Regions from separate parts of the Mus musculus genome. Here region 1 is linked to region 2. Evidence: chromatin loops called from intact Hi-C (ENCODE). Cell type or tissue: left cerebral cortex. All regions are shown on one strand.

The links. Hi-C counts contacts between places; a loop is a spot of excess contacts. Peaks named below come from ENCODE experiments on the same cell type or tissue, not always from the same donor. Only the 100,000 strongest peaks of a DNase experiment are listed, where the experiment ranks them.
Region 1: a loop joins it to region 2, with 8 times the contacts of the local background. A loop is called at or near these places in 3 of 42 quality-filtered maps.

Annotation. Positions count from the first base shown.
Region 1 is chr17:64,134,562-64,142,561 of GRCm38, forward strand. Fer (fer (fms/fps related) protein kinase) reads left to right here. Exons shown (of 19, transcript NM_001037997.3): 18 at 3,149-3,271; 19 at 4,314-4,935. The coding sequence ends at 4,456. Among named protein-coding and RNA genes, the nearest start is that of Gm46590, 5.1 kb to the left of the region's middle. In left cerebral cortex, no CTCF peak of the experiment used is centred here; DNase peaks (open chromatin) are centred at 1,884, 3,959, 4,412, 4,951 and 4 more places; H3K27ac peaks cover 1,911 bases.
Region 2 is chr17:64,041,238-64,049,237 of GRCm38, forward strand. The region is part of intron 15 of Fer (fer (fms/fps related) protein kinase); the gene reads left to right. Among named protein-coding and RNA genes, the nearest start is that of 1110058D11Rik, 5.4 kb to the right of the region's middle. In left cerebral cortex, no CTCF peak of the experiment used is centred here; a DNase peak (open chromatin) is centred at 4,316.

The sequences.
Region 1 (8,000 bases), 93 kb after region 2:
CCAGACAGATGTAAAGTATTTTTAAGTCAAAAGGACAAGTATGAAGCTCTTCGGTTGACACTCGGGGACATTGTTTTAGCTGCCTTTGATATGGATTTTGTAAGATTCGGAAAAATTTAGGTGATTGAGGAAGAGACTCTAGATACACATACCAGCTTACCATAGATTGTCCCGTCCAAGAGGAAGTGCCTGAGAGAGACACAGCCTCAGGGTCAGCCTCAGGAGCTCACAGTTTATTAATGGAAGATTGGCTGCAGAGCCCAGCAGTTGTTTTTGCTTTTTTAAGCAGGGTTGGGGACAGCAATGATCTCATGAAAGTCCTCACTTCTTGTTGTCCTTCAGAGTTATACTTACTTCCTATCCCTTTCTTCCCAACCGATCCTCTTGCTTGCCCCAGGCTGCTGGAGTATTGCCCAGGCCTCCCGTTAAGAAATCAGGGAGATAAAATCAGTCCTATGTCCAAGGACCCATCTTCTAGAAGCTTTGGCTTAGGTCTGTTGTGTTAAGCTGTGCTGTTGGTGTTACTTAAAACATTTTTAAAGAGGCACTATTAAAGGGCACCGCCCACCCCCATCTTTAGCCACCTAATTCCCCTCTTCATGCTCATGTTCAAGTCGTGGAGGTGTAAGGTGTGACTGTCGATCTTAGGGTGTATCAAACTCAAGGGAGAAGGAGGTTATTTCTGGTTTATGTTTCCAGAGGGACATGGTCTGTCCTGGCAGGGAAGACATGGCAGCAGGGGACTGGCTCGTCACATTGCATCAGGAAACAGTGCTGGAGCATAAGGCATAAGCACTTGCCCCCAATGACTTGCTTCCTCCAGCAAGGCTTCCTGGCCTTCCCAGACACCATCGCCCCTTAGGGACCAATTGACCACACACACATGAGCCTGTAGGGGACATCTCACATTCAATCCTCAGCTCTCCCCAGTAATTAAACAATAGGACACTCAGACAACATAGCTTGTATCTCTTCCACTCCCAGTCTAGCTTTCAACAAAAGTACAGGGTTTATAAAGAAACGGGTAGTCTATTGATCTTCAACTAAGAAATAAAGTCATTTATCTGTCCATTACTGAAAAGGTTTTCCAGCAGGGAGTGAGATAAGGGGTCTTCCCTAGGGAAGAGCACACCAGTAGGTGGCCCCTAAACATGCACACAAGTAACAGGGTACGGACTGAAGAGGCTACATTTAGAAATATATATGTATACACATGCTTGCAGTGAGAGTCAGAAGGGGAACATGGGAGGGTTTGGGTGGAGTAAAGAGAGAAATTATGTAATTATAGTCTCAAAAATTATTTAACAAGTTAACCATTGGCCACCTGCTTGTTTGGAGATCAGAGTGGAGCCCACAACATAACTAAGCAGACGTTCCTCTCAGTTAACTGGTGTGATGTAACTACTGAGACCCTGGAATGAGAGGGATTCAGGACTTTCTGCTTCCATGTTGTTGGCTACCTGGCCTGGGCAAGACGGCTCCTCCTCTATGCATATGTAAATTTAGAGCCTTCTCTCCAGCCCACTGAGTACCATGAGGGTCAGACGTTGAAGCAGCAGCACAGTGCCCTCAGCTTACTCTGCAGTGGTGACATTAGCCAGGTGCAAAGGTCAGGCAGGTGGCATAGCCCACGTGGGATCTGTTTACAAAGTGCCTTTCTTGATCTCCTCCGGACAGTACTTTACCAGATAAAATGTAAGTCTACATAACTTAAGTTCTTCCCAAAATTAGCCTTAACCTTTAGCCACCAAATGAGTTTCATGAAAAGACCTGATGTGTAGAGAAGAAAAGTAATTTTCCTAAGCCAGCAGCACTGGCAATGTCCGTAATTACCTCCTAGCTCAGCCGGAAGCTGATTTCCACAGCTGCGGTGGATAATGAGTGTGTGCTGCAGGCTGAGGACTGCACCCCAGCACAGGCAGACTCTCGGCCATTTTACTCTCTTCCAGAATGGAAGAGGCCATTCTGTTTTAGAGGAACATGACCATTTTCTAGGAGTGTCATTTACAAATCCTGGGGTAGCAGATGGATAGGAAATGCTATGGTTCAAGAGACCTTCATGCTATGTGTGGTGACATATGCCTGTAACCCAGCACTGGAGAGGCAGAGGTAGGAGGGTCTGGAGATAAAGGCCAATCTATATCATATACACATAGACCTGTGTGTGTGTGTGTGTGTGTGTGTGTGTGTGTTTCACTTCAAAAACAAAATGCCATCAACATTACTGCAGGTGGGGTTTAGTTGTGACAGTGTGTATGTGCCATGTGTTAGACTGGGAGGGACGTTTCTGCTGCTTCTCCCTGATTTCCTATCCATCCCCACAAGGCTTCCTGGGTAGGATTTTATCTCTGTGCTTCTGCTGAAAGCGACCAAAAACATTCCTAAGAGTTCAGCTTATGTAGCTCAATAAAACAGGTGCACCAAGATATTTTGACAAAACAAGACACCATGTAATTTGAAGAACTTGTTTTTATCAGCCAGCTATGTTAATTTCCAGTCTATTCAGACCACATGGAGAAATGTATTTTCTGCAAATGAAACTATCGGTAGAGAAAATGAGACCTTTAAGCATGTAAAACTATCTACAAACAGTGATGAGTAAAACATTGAAGTTAAGAAACTTTCCTTAATGCTTTAAGTTTGTTATTTTACTGGAAAGAAAATGACACAGACAGAAGACCAAACTGTAGGAATCTGACTTATTTAATCTCCTAGGCATTGATATGTGCAAGTGTGTGTGTTTTTGTGTATATATGTATATGTATATATACATATATGTGTATATACATATATGTGTGTATAAATGTGTATATATACACATATGTGTGTCTGTACACACACACCATCCTCATCCACATATCACAGGGGACATAAGCCTGCATGCTGGCTGAATTCTTGTTCTTGGGGAAGGGAAGACATTTTGTAGCTCATTTAGTTGAACTAGCCTCCTGAAGACTTCACTTGATTGTTACCATTACTAGCCCTGGCATTAAGGCGAGTACTGAGAACCGAGAACGGGATGTTGCTGTGGTGTCCTATGGAAGCCTGACTGTGCTGTGTGGAGGCTGACGAGCTGACACGCGTAGCCAGAGCCACTGTCTTCTCATCCCATTCACTCACCGGGTTATCATTATCTCCTCCCTTTCAGGGAGATACAGTTCTGAAAGTGACGTGTGGAGCTTCGGCATCCTCCTCTGGGAGACCTTCAGCCTAGGAGTCTGCCCGTACCCTGGAATGACAAACCAGCAAGCGCGAGAGCAAGTGGAGAGAGGTGAGCCAAGGCCTTAGTGCTTCACGTCGGAGTCCACCAGGCCAGTGGTGCCCGCACACTGGCTTTGGGAGAAGAATCACAGTGCTGTTTAAGACACAGTAAGGAGGAAAGATGTTAGAGAAGTCTGTTTTGGAATACTATGGATGCTACGGCTCCTACAGAACAGAAGCAAACATTTGCAAGCCTGTCTGACCTGTGGCCCTTAGGTAGCTTCCAGCTAAGCATAGCTGTGAACATGGCAACACAACTGTAAATGTATTTGAAGCATTCTTGGTTCTGTTTGTTTTTTGGGTGTTTGGTTTTGTAATTTGTTTCCTAACGTAATTGCACAGTTCTTGAGTGTGAACTGTGTACATAGCAGTCGTGCCGCTGTATCACAGTAAGTAAAGGCCAGGTGCTCTCAGCACGGGGAGAGAGAAAGAAGGTAGACTGCCTTAGAGAGGTGTTAAATTCCACATCAGATAAGTCCCTTAATTCTCCAAGTGAAAATGCTTCTAGTTTCCAGAAGGAATTCCAAGAAGCTGTGATGTAAAGAAACACCAGGGTGCTCCAGACAGAGGCGGGGTGACAAGATGGCAGTAGCACCCACACATGCTTGTGTGGGACACAGCTTCCAACAAGAGGGATGTTGTTCAGATGACTGCCTGAGTGTGGGGGTGGCCCGCCTTCCTTCCCTGAACCCACACCTCCTAGCACAAGCCCCAATGCTGCTAGACACCAGCCTGTTCTCAGCTCACTGTTGAATGTGTGTATAAACCCCAGCCACGCCTGCCCTGTCTGTTTGATCATTATGGAAGCTACTTCTTAGAACAACTAAAATAGGCTTTTATATATGCTAGGCCTACTTCTGACTTGCTGACAGGTACGTGGCTCTGTAGCTGTGTGCTCTGCGCCACCCACATGTGCGAGCTCGCCAGCGCGTTTACGACACTGGCGCAGGTCTTTGCTCTCTACCCCACTCACTGCATAAGGGACAAACATTCACACAGCATGATGCCCTTACCCCCTTTCTGAGCTCTCAACTCTTCTCTTGCATCTTCAGGATACCGGATGTCAGCCCCACAGAACTGTCCAGAGGAGGTTTTTACAATCATGATGAAGTGTTGGGATTACAAGCCTGAAAACCGCCCTAAGTTCAACGACCTTCACAAAGAGCTCACTGTCATCAAGAAGATGATCACATAGTGCCAGCCAGGGCTGGATGCCACCTGTAGGACTCTGTCCTCAGTCACCCCCACTTTATACCACCTTACTGCAACCATCTTTGAAGGTTATGTTTTTTTATTAACTGGGTTTTTAAAGTATGTTCCACTTTAAACTATGTTAAAGGCAAATCTATTCAAGAAATAAATAGTCCTACCCAGAGCCGTATTAGCTAACCACAGCAACCCTGCCATTTGATACCGCTGTAAAGAGAAAAGCACAGGACTAATGGTAAAGGCCAAAGAAAAAGGCCTGCCTTTAATACCTAGGTCCATTGGTGATCTCCAAGGTTTTCTACTCTAGGCACAGCCTGTGGGCTGCTGTCTTCTGCCACAGGCCCTCCTCGGTTGGTGCTATAAACAGCCTTGGTAGCGCATGCTTGCAGGACACGTGCCCACCACAGTTGCTCTCCACTCTGCCAAGGCGAGATTATATCTATAAATATAATCATATATTGGGAATCATTTGGACTTCCTAGGGTTTCTCTTTCTTTTCTGTCAGAACAAGCCCGGTGAGAACATCACACTGCCGTGTCATTTTGTCTTTTACTTCCCCAGTCCAGGCTACAGAAAATGGTGCACAGAAAATTTCCAGAGAGTTCAGGGCACAGAGGCAGCAGCTTCTGCAGGACACTGCAGAGGACAAGGATGACAGGAAGCATGTGTGGGCAGCTAGCCAGTGTTCACCAGGGAGAAGAAAGCAAGAGTGCCTGCCTTCCTCCCAGACGTACGCCTTCAGAATACCCTATATCTGGGTCTCAATTCCCTAACAAGGTCTAAGAAATGTTCAGGAGTTCATAGAGCCCAGTGGAAACGTTCTTAGATACTAGCGTCCACAGGAAGAGCAGCATGGTTCTGATTGTGTGTCTTCATCCTAGGAGACAATCCCAGAATGAAAGTCCCTCTACTTGTACCAGTTTCTGGGTCTTCAGAATCCATGATGCATGGTTACAAACACATCCACATATATCTACTGAAGTGCAGGGCTGCTGTGAATGAAATGGACAGGCCAGATGTCAAGTCAGCATTGATGATGAAAATCTCTAGGGACACCCACACCTCTATCTCCTCTTTTCCACTAAAGCCACTCCCTGGAAATCTTACTGATAATGCACAGGTATACAGCACAGCATTAAAGTGTCGCCCGTGGATCTAATGTACATCAGGTAAAACCAGGCTGTGACTGAGCTCAATCTCAGCTGTGTCAAGGACTTTCCCCTGTGCACAGTTGTCTCAGGATCAGTGTCCGGGAGATGGCCTCCTGCCTGCCTGGCCGTATAGAGCATAGGTCAGACTTTGCAGGAGGCAGCTGAAGAGAAGGACTCGTATCCATCATTTCGGTCCCCTTACTAATTTTGTAATCTTAAACACATTTAGTGATTCGTACACGCAGACTGCAGTGAAGGCATAGTGAGCCTGTCCGCACCATTCACGGCAGCACACAAACCAGCTTCCTCCTCCGCACAGCTCTCCCATGGGTCAGATACGCTAAATCAGCAGAGCTGCCTTCCGATGGCACACACCATGGCAACCCGAGTGCAAACTCAGCCATTCACATTAAGGGCCCTGCTCTCCAGGCATCTGCCGGCCCTCAGAAGGAGATAAGACGCTCCCTTCCAGGATGCAACTGACTCTGTGTGTAATACACTCTGTACATGAAAAAGAGGGAAAAACAGCCTCTCACTACTTAGCAGTCCGAGCCCAGCAAGGGACAGGAGGCTGGCTTGGCTCTGCCTCTGTGAACAAGACATGAAGCTTAATCCCAGCATTCTGGTGTACAGAGAACATGGCACTGAGACTCGCTCATCCAGGCTCTTAGAATTTGCAATTCACATCATAACTCTTTGCTTAAATTAAAGAGGCTTTTCAAAACATCATGACATCTGCAACATTTAAATTCTATTTTATTCTTTGTCCCAGAGCAGGCAGAGGTATAGTTTAAGATTAACTCATCGGGAGCCTTTCAGAATCATGTCAGTCATCTAGAATATTAAATTTAACAGAGGCACATGCATTAAGGAAAGCTTATGCAAAACATTCTTACTGTTAATTTTGTTATGCTTGAAGCATAATTTATTCATCCCTTCTGTCGATGATAATTATTGGAATTATGTACTTTAGGAGGCTAATCCATACCCAAAAAGTGCACATATAAATACAGTTCTGATTTGCAAGTTGATTTAGGGAAAAGAGCCTGCAGAAATGCACAGAAATGCACAAAACTCTACGACATCCTTGCTTAAAAAAATAATAATTGTCCACAGTGGTTTCCCGGTAACACTGGTGTGGATACACTTGAACCTGGTCACGGTTCCTTATTTCTCTGTCTGAGAGCTTTGTGGGCCTGTTCATGACTGCGCTCATCGGCATCCCTTTAGGTCAGCAAGCTGGGCATGAAGGAGAAGGCTGGCGAACATGAGCAGCCTGACTTCCCTCTGCTGTATCTACCTTGAGTCACCAGGAAACCTTCCTGAGAAATGGGAGGTCATTGCTTGTCAAAGACAGAAAACTTTTCTGTCATGGCCACATTTGGTGCGGACTTCGTGTGATCTAAGCTTTCTCCTTAATGCCGTTTTCTTAGGAAGACGATAAAGAATTACTTGGCCTTTTTCAGCCCATCATTCTGCTACCAGGACCACAGGGGGAAAATCCCATGTGATTCTTTCTCCTTTTTCCAAGGCTTACCAGGGACAGTAGAGTTGGTTCCTGAGTCATAGCTGGCCACCTTCTCACAAACATCCATCCACACAGCCTGCAGTCATTCAGTGTGAGTCTCACAGAGAAAACAGAATTCCTATGACTGAGAGTGTGCTAATTTCCTAAAACAACCAAGTTTCCTTCTCTGTTAGCCAGTTTCCGTCAGCTAGCTCCTCTGACGTCACCACAGCACTGTGCTACGACTGTTGTCAAGCAAGCCTGTCAGTTGCAATCTAACATGCTGCACGCCAGCATTCGGGCAGGGAGCAGGAGGTACAGCAGGTCAGGTCTGCTGTGCAGTGTGATCGTCACATGCTCTGCAAGCGTGCCTGACTATCATCTTAATGTGTGTGACCGTCCTTCATGCATGTGTCCTTGAAGCAGAGTGACACCTAAGGGCTATCTGCCTGAGCCCCTTCCTTTCAGCATGCTCTGTGTGTCACACCGTTGGCATTCTCCCTGCCACTTGTCAGTAGATGTGATTGTCATGGGAAGTCAGGCTTTCCTATTGGAGATCAGAGCCCTCATACAAAACAGCAGAGCAGCCAAGAAAGAGCTGCAGAGACCCAGCTCGCTTATGTGTCAGCATCTTCAGTAGATTGGATCAAAAGTTTTATATGAAAATTGATCATTAAAGTGGCATGAGAGTTTACTATGAAAATAAAGTATTTCCTCTTATTAACAGATTTACTATACCATTAGAATATTTTATTAGATTTTTACTTTATATTTTTCTGGGCTTATTAGTTTCATGTCAAGTCTGAATACATACTTTTTTGAGAACCCAAAATGTCATTTCTGTATAAGAAAAGACCCTGATTTAAAAGCCA
Region 2 (8,000 bases):
AAAGTCCTGAGATTAGAGGTGATGACTCCCAAACCTGGCTTTTTTAGGGCTTTAACTACCTTTCTTGGCTGCATAAAAACACAGAGCGTCTTTTATGTGTGGTAGGGTAAAACATTTCTGGAACTTCTTTGGTCTAGTATCTTTGTAATCATTGTCTACTTTTTTAAGTTGGATCATTTGCTTTTTTATTCTTTCATACTTTAGGTGAATATCTATCCTTTTTCTCTTATGATTTATCCAGATCTATTTTTTAAGTATTTTTTGAAGAACAAATGTGTTTAATTTTGATGAAATTTAATTTTTTTTATGGATGATGCTTTTGGTAGTATTTCTAAGATAACTTTGAGCACGAAGCCACAAAGATTTTTCCATTTACTACAAAAGTTTCTAATTTTAATAGTTTGTTTGACTCTGATCCACATCTCTCTTTTCTGTTCTTGGGTTTCTTCATGCTACATGGTATCACACCATCTTGATAGCAATCATTTTAAAGGTCCCCAGAAGCAATGAAGACAATGTATGCTCAACATATTCTTGTCAGGAGAAGCAAGAGGACATAGTAAAGAAATAATGGTTTCTTTCATAAATGGTACAGGGAAAATTGGAGATTTCTATATGCAAAGAATGAAGTCAAGACTCATATCCTACACAAAAACCAATTAAAAGCAGACTGAGATCCTCAATGTCAAGTGATATACATCATGGAACAGAGCCTGGGGGAATCCCAAGGAAATGGGCCTTCACAGTGAGTTTGATGGATGTCACACCAGAAGGTCAGGCCACAAAACCAAAAATAAACATACTAAATCAAACTAAATTGCTCACTGGAAAGGAAATAGTCTAAATAAATAAGAAAGGAAGGGAGAGAGGGAGGGAGAGAGAGACAGAGAAAGAAAGAGAGAGAGAGAGAGAGAGAAAGAGAGAGGAAGGAAGGTAGGTAGGTTGGTTAGTTGGTTCAGGTTCTGTATTGAGAAAAGTGTAGGTAAACCATATATATATAATAAATGGTTTATAAAAAATTTATAGAATCCAGTAGAAGAAAAACAACTTTAATCAAAGTGAGCATAATAGATATTTATTTAATGAAGATATAAAAATAGCTAACAAGTATATTAAAAAATGCTTAAGATATTAGCCATCCTTTATCAAAACTACTTTGTTGCCGGTTAATATAGATAGTTTCAAAGAAGCCAAAGGATCCCTGATGTCTGCAGGGGTCTAAAGACTCAGTCACTATGTTTCTGAAGGCACATATAACTCATTATGTTAATCCTGGGGAGGTTCCCAAAGAAATTACAAAGAGGACTGTCCTATGGCCCAGTAGTCTTTCTCCCAGCATAGCACAGAGTAAAGGAATGCCCCACTCTACAATGCTAACCTCCCTATTCACAGTAGCACAGGGACAGACAGGAGTAGAGCCTGGTCTCACAGGGAAAAGAACAGACGAAATCTGGCACATGATTGACCTCCTCTGTTAAGTTTGGCTTGGAGTGGCCCCTCCTGACAGGAGCCCAGCATCAGGCAGAGTATTGGTTTCATGATTAGGAATTAAGGAGGAGAGGCAGGACTCACTCCTGGTATCCTTCCCAGCTCTCCCTGGGTCCCATGGCCTGCCTGGGACCCGGCTGCTGGGCAAGCTGCTTCACCTGTCCAGCCCTCCACTACTTCCCGATGCTACCATAATGGAGCCCAGCCAGACCCAGGGGCTGTGGAGGACATTTCTGCTTCTGACTATAGGAAACATAATTGTTACCTTTTTTGCTTGAGTATTTAAAGTTCTTATAATATACTCATACTACTTCAAAATAGTATTGTTGTGTCCCTTTTGTAAATAAAAAGCTACAATAATGAAATGGACAAGTAGTGTTTGTTCTTATATGATTAGGGCAGTAATATATTTCTTATATTCACCAAATACTTTCCAGATGTCAGCATTTGGCCTGACATTGCCGTGTGTTCTTCCCATGCTATTGCCATGTCCATTTTAAACAAGGTCAGTAACTGTAGTGTCCAGTGTGCAAACTGTAATTGGCAAAGATTTAAAACTCTCCTGCCCTGATCAGATAAGGAAGCTCTCTGGAATTATAAACCCAAAGTATATGTATGTTTGAGAGTGTAAGCATTTGAGGAGTCCTGAGTAATTTGAATACTCTGAGTGGACTCTATCTTGGTTCACATCATCTCTTGAGTTAGGAATTCTTTACCTGCTTGCTTCCTGACTCTCGGCTACATAAAACCAATGACTGTTTTAAATGGCAGTGAACAGTCATTACTAGAGCAGGACAGCGTTAGAACCAGATGACCCCTGATTTGCAGATGAAGACAGGGTCTGTTTTTGACAAAAGACAGACTTAAGGAATGCTTAGAGTCCAGGCCACTGTTACTTGTTTTGAGAGGCTGTTGTTAGCTCAGACAGGACAGTGGGCAGCAGCCTGCACACTAGGAACCACCAACTACCAGGGTTTTAGAAAGGCTTGCAGGCCAGCAATTTCCACTCTGTTCTCACTAGAATCTGGCCACTACCCCTTTTTTGAGTCCACGTCTCCAGAGAAGTGATTTCATACTGGTTTTCAGGTGACACAGATACATGGCCCTTAACAAACCTACAAAGCTAACTGAATTTAAAAATGAGTTATAGCTTTGAAACTCTTAGGATTATTGCAGGGTTAATGTGGGTTTTAGACATTGTGAAAATATATCTTACCTTAATAGTATGATTTCAAAGAGAAAATCAAGTTTATGTGGTTTATATGTCTGAATATTTGGGGTTAGGAGTCCAGATATGGTTATTAATATCCATCTCATAAGAGCATCCAGGAGAAATCTTTCAGTTACCAGATTTTTTTTTAATTATTCTATTCTGTAATTCCTGAAGTCAGGTTTCATTGCATGTTTTTGCCAAAAGAGTAATTATATTAAAAAGTAAGCATTTACTCTTCTTCATTTTGAAATCTAATGTTTTCATTTGATTTTAACATTATCGATGTCAGTCATGTGCCCTGACAGCTCTGAATTTACCTGCACAGCCTCAGGCAGTGATAGCCCCAGGTTTCTTGGTAACTAAGTCGCTCCATTTGGGCCCTGGGTCCTACTAGCCCTTCGAGTTTTCACAGAGACAGAGAAAACACAGCTGACAAAGGACTAAAGAATGTGGCTCCTGGCTGAAGAGAGCCTTAAAATATGAATTGTCATCTTTCCTTACATAGAGTTCACCTATTTCCAGATGAGTATCACTCCACAGTAGTCAGTGCTGAAGTCAAGAAAAGGACAGGAAGTAATTCTCAAAGTACTGCTTATACAAATGTGCAACTGGTATATCTGGTTTAGTTTTTTTGTTTGGTTTTGACACAGGGTTTCTCTGTGCAGCCCTGGTTGTCCAGGAACTTGCTTCACTCTGTAGACCAGGATGGCCTTGAACTCACAGAGATCTGCCTGCTTTGCCTTCCAAGTGTTGGGTTTTAAAGGCATGCACCACCACCACCACCACCTGGCAGTTTCTTAATTTTGAGATAGGGTTTCCCCCATGTAGTGCTAACAAGCTGAGAGCTTACACTCTCGAGTAGGCTGGCCTCACACTCTGTAACATACGCCTGCCTCTGCCTCTACGGTGCTATGGTTACAAGCACAAGGTACCATATCAGTCTGAAATTTATAATATTACAAGTAAAAAACCCAATTCTGTGAAATTTAAGTTTTTTGTATATGGTAGAACAACTTTGATATAATCTAAATTAATATAATTATAAACTGGTACACTGAAGACTTCAATTTGAGAGACTAAATGATTCTTTTGTTAGCTGACTTTAAATTACATATTTGCCTGAATTTTATAATTTGAGTAGGAGTGTGCACACTTGCCAGTATTAATATCACAGTTGATACTTTTGGTAGAACGTGAGATGTTTGCAAATCAACTTCAGAAAGATGGCATCTTTTAGCTTGTATCTCTTTGAAGCTCCATTTGCTGCTTAGCAGCCTAATGCAGACATGAACTAAGTAGTTTAAAGTGGCTAGCTCTGAGATACTACTGATATAGTCAGTAACCTGCTGACATCTCACCCCACCTCTGTCTTGTTCTTGAATGTGCCACTCCCTTCTAGTGTTCATGCATGTTAGTGGGTGTCATTTTCCAGAGGTTGAATTAAATGCCAGACATCAACCCAGAAGAGGAAAAGCATTGCATGTCTGGGGCAGGGTTTCCAGAAGCAGGTGCTGGGCCGGCTGTTGCTGTGAACACTGAGCTCTGGAGGACATGAAGCAGAGCCTTATGGGTTGTGTGCATCTGCGTTCCTCCCCTGCTTTGTGCTCTGTCACAGTGGGTGTGCTGCTTGTGAGTCAGAGGCGCCCTTGTGGGGGCACTGACACATGGTGAGCAGCACGATGTTCTCTGTCTGCTCTTGCTCTGAGCTCCTGTGTTCTAAATGCCTTCCTTAATGGTACTTGAAGATCCTTGATTGAAAGGACAGCGTGGGAGTTACGACTACGTGTGTGTCCTTCTACACAAATAAGCCATCCTCGGTTTTCTAATTGACTTTTATGCGTTCATGATTATACTTGGAAAAGTCTGAGACTTGTTAATAATATTTTAAATGATAGAAAATTTGCTTTATTATTGACAATCCTTTGAATATAGAATTATAAATTTTGGTGAAAATAGCTGTTCATATTAAAATGGCTAATTTTACCATTTCCCCAGCAGTCTATACAGCACATATTCATCTGGGCATTTCTGTTACTAGACTTAGAAAACACAGCTACTGAGACATTGTGGAGGTGGTTACAACTCTTTAAACTCAGTTTAACAGTTGTTTTTAATGCACAGTACATTGAAGGCAAAGGTGAAAGTGTAGTATGTATGTGTGTATATTTATGTGTGTATGTATGTATTTATGCATATATGTCTCTGTGTGTGTATGCATGTGCGTATGTTCTTTGTTTTTTGGCTTTCACTAAAACATTGCAGGTACTTACTCAGGTGCTATTATGTGGACACCAGGTAAAGGCCTTTTGTCAGCATTAGCCAAAGGTGTCAGAATGCTGCTCATCCTTACATTTTTAATATTGCAATTTATTTAAAATTAAAAATTCAAACACATGTGAATAGAGGAAGCTGTCTGTCCACCCAGCTCTAGCCCTCACCCAAGAGTGTGGTGTAGTGACCCTCCAAAATAATACTATGTGCCGACAGGAAGGAGTGCAGATGGGAAGGAGCACATCCAAGCTATGGAGAGGCTGGGAAGGGGCACAGGAGGGGAGCGCTCAGAGGTGGGAGGCCTCCTGGGAGATGCCATTTCCTTTCCTGATAGGTCCTCCTGGGGGCTGTCAACAGAAATGGCCTCCTGGCAGTGACATTGAAATGATGTGAGTGTTCTGGTCTCTAGGTGTTAGCCTGTTCAGGAATTATACTCATCTGCTGTGATACTGACCCAGGCAGAAGGAAGCTCAGAGTCTCATAGCTCCTAGCAGTCCCACCTGTGTGAAGCATCAGCTCCATCCTTTCAGCCACAGTGCTTTTTGCTGGTGCACTCTCAGAGCTCCTGAGGCCTCGGGCTGGGCTCGGGCTGGCAAGCAGGGAAGCATCTGCTCCTACCTCTATCTGCAATCATGCCAAGTTTTGTAAGATAGTGCCTGTATTCAGAACCTACATCCTAGGAAAACCTGATCATCTCAATTTGCATATTAATATTTATGGAGGTCAGAGGCTGAACTCCGGAATAGCAGTGTTCTTTCAGCTGGGTATTATTGAAATGTTCTTAGAACAAGGAGCTCTGTCTTTCCGTCATCTTCACAGAAAGTTATTGAACATTGATGGTGGCAAATGTGGAAGGTACCTTGGCCAGAAGAAAACTGACCAAAAGGCCTACAAAAAGGAACAGAAGATAGGTGAAATGCACACAGATTCAGTGCAGGAAGTAAGCATGAATTACAGATAGGAAGTATAGGCTTGTGGTCTAGTTTTAGAAGCCTCAATAAGGGTGAGACAGTTGAGTAATGGCTGGTGACAGTGAGGGCCAAGCAGGTAGGTTCCAGCAGCTAAGCATCCCTGGATACTGGAGCATGAGCTGTGGGGCGGGGTGCCCCGGATACTGGAGCATGAGCTGTGGGGCGGGGTGCCCTGGATACTGGAGCATGAGCTGTGGGGCGGGTGCCCCGGATACTGGATCATGAGCTGTGGGGCGGGGTGCCCCGGATACTGGAGCATGAGCCGTGGGGCGGGGTGCCCTGGATACTGGAGCATGAGCCGTGGGGTGAGGCAGGGACTAAAAAAGTCTGGGGATGAGGTGCAAAAGGAATGGGGTTCAAAAGCTAGACTTTGAAGATCAGAGTGAGGCTGCACATCAGTTTGAGCGCCTTGTGATATTTACACTGAAATGAACAGGTCCCTCCTTTTCTTTTCAGCTGCCAAGTAAAATAATGAGACGGACCTCCACCCATGTCAAATGTAATGACTACTGGGGAAGACACTTGCGGTCCCCAGGCCTGTGTGATTGTATCAAGTGGACAGGCCGATGTAGTTCCTTGTCCTCTTCCTTGAGACTGGGAAAACTTAAAGGACATTATTGGTATTCTAGCTGTTTCCTGCTTAGTTTGTCTCTGTGGAGATTAATTAGTTCTGAAATTCCACTTGGTGTTTCCTTCTCTCTTTTCTTCAGTTTTTTGGTCATATTTAATTTCTCATTTCATTGCTTTTTATTCTACCTTATGTATTTTCAGATATAGTATTACATCAAAGTATCTATCTCCCCAAATTCATTGTGAAGGTTGCACTTCATAATCCCAGCACTGAGGAGGCAGAGGCAGGCGGATTTCTGAGTTCCAGGACAGCCACGACTATACAGAGAAACTCTGTCTCGAAAAACAAAATCAAAACAAACAAACAAACAAAAACAAAGAGTTGTATAGACTCTTGTCATTGGAAATAATATTGGAAATTGCTTAGTCAGGGTTTCTATTTCTGCACAAACATCATGACTGTACTGTCTAGTTTTGTGTCAACTTGACACAGCTGGAGTTATCACAGAGAAAGGTGCTTCAGTTGGGGAAGTGCCTCCATGAGATCCAGCTGTAAGGCATTTTCTCAATTAGTGATCAAGGGGGGAGGTCCCCTTGTGGGTGGTGCCATTTCTGGGCTGGTAGTCTTGGTTCTATGAGAGAGCAGGCTGAGCAATCCAGGGGAAGTAAGCCAGTAAAGAACATCCCTCCATGGCCTCTGCATCAGTTCCTGCTTCCTGACCTGCTTGAGTTCCAGTCCTGACTTCCTTGGTGATGAACAGCAGTATGGAAGTGTAAGCCGAAAAAACCTTTTCCTCCCCAACTTGCTTCTTGGTCATGATGTTTGTGCAGGAATAGAAACCCTGACTAAGACTAAAAGAAGTCAGGACTGGAATTCAAGCAGGTCAGGAAGCAGGAGCAAATGCAGAGGCCATGGAGAGATGTTACTTACTGGCTTACTCAGCTTGCTTTCTTATAGAATCCAGGACTACCAGCCCAGAGATGGCACCACCCAAAAGGGGCCATCCCTGCTTGATCACAAATTGAGAAAATGCCTGACAGCTGGATCTCATGGAGGCATTTCCTCAAGGGAGGCTCCTTTCTCTGTGATAACGCCAGCCTGTGTCAAGTTGACACAAAACTAGCCAGTACAGAAACCATGAGAATAAGAACACTTTGCACCTGTGACGATATCATTGTCTTTATTGGTCTTCATTTGTCCTACTGTAGAACTCAAGTGGGTTGCCACTGTTCCTATTTATACATGTGTGTGTCAATTCCTGACACAGCTGTGCCTGAGGTGGAGGGCCTAGTAAACCCTTACAAGATGAAGTCTTTACCTGGGATTAAGTTGGCCTGGTTTTGTATGCTAAACTTAGAAAAGTCTCTTCAAAGTAAAAACATTGAAAGAGGTGATTAAAGAGAAGACTGTGAGACACAAGAGAGATGTGCATAAGGTGGCCCAGCCAGTGCTGACTGCAGGCTTCTTTGTCTCTTCTCTGTGTGCT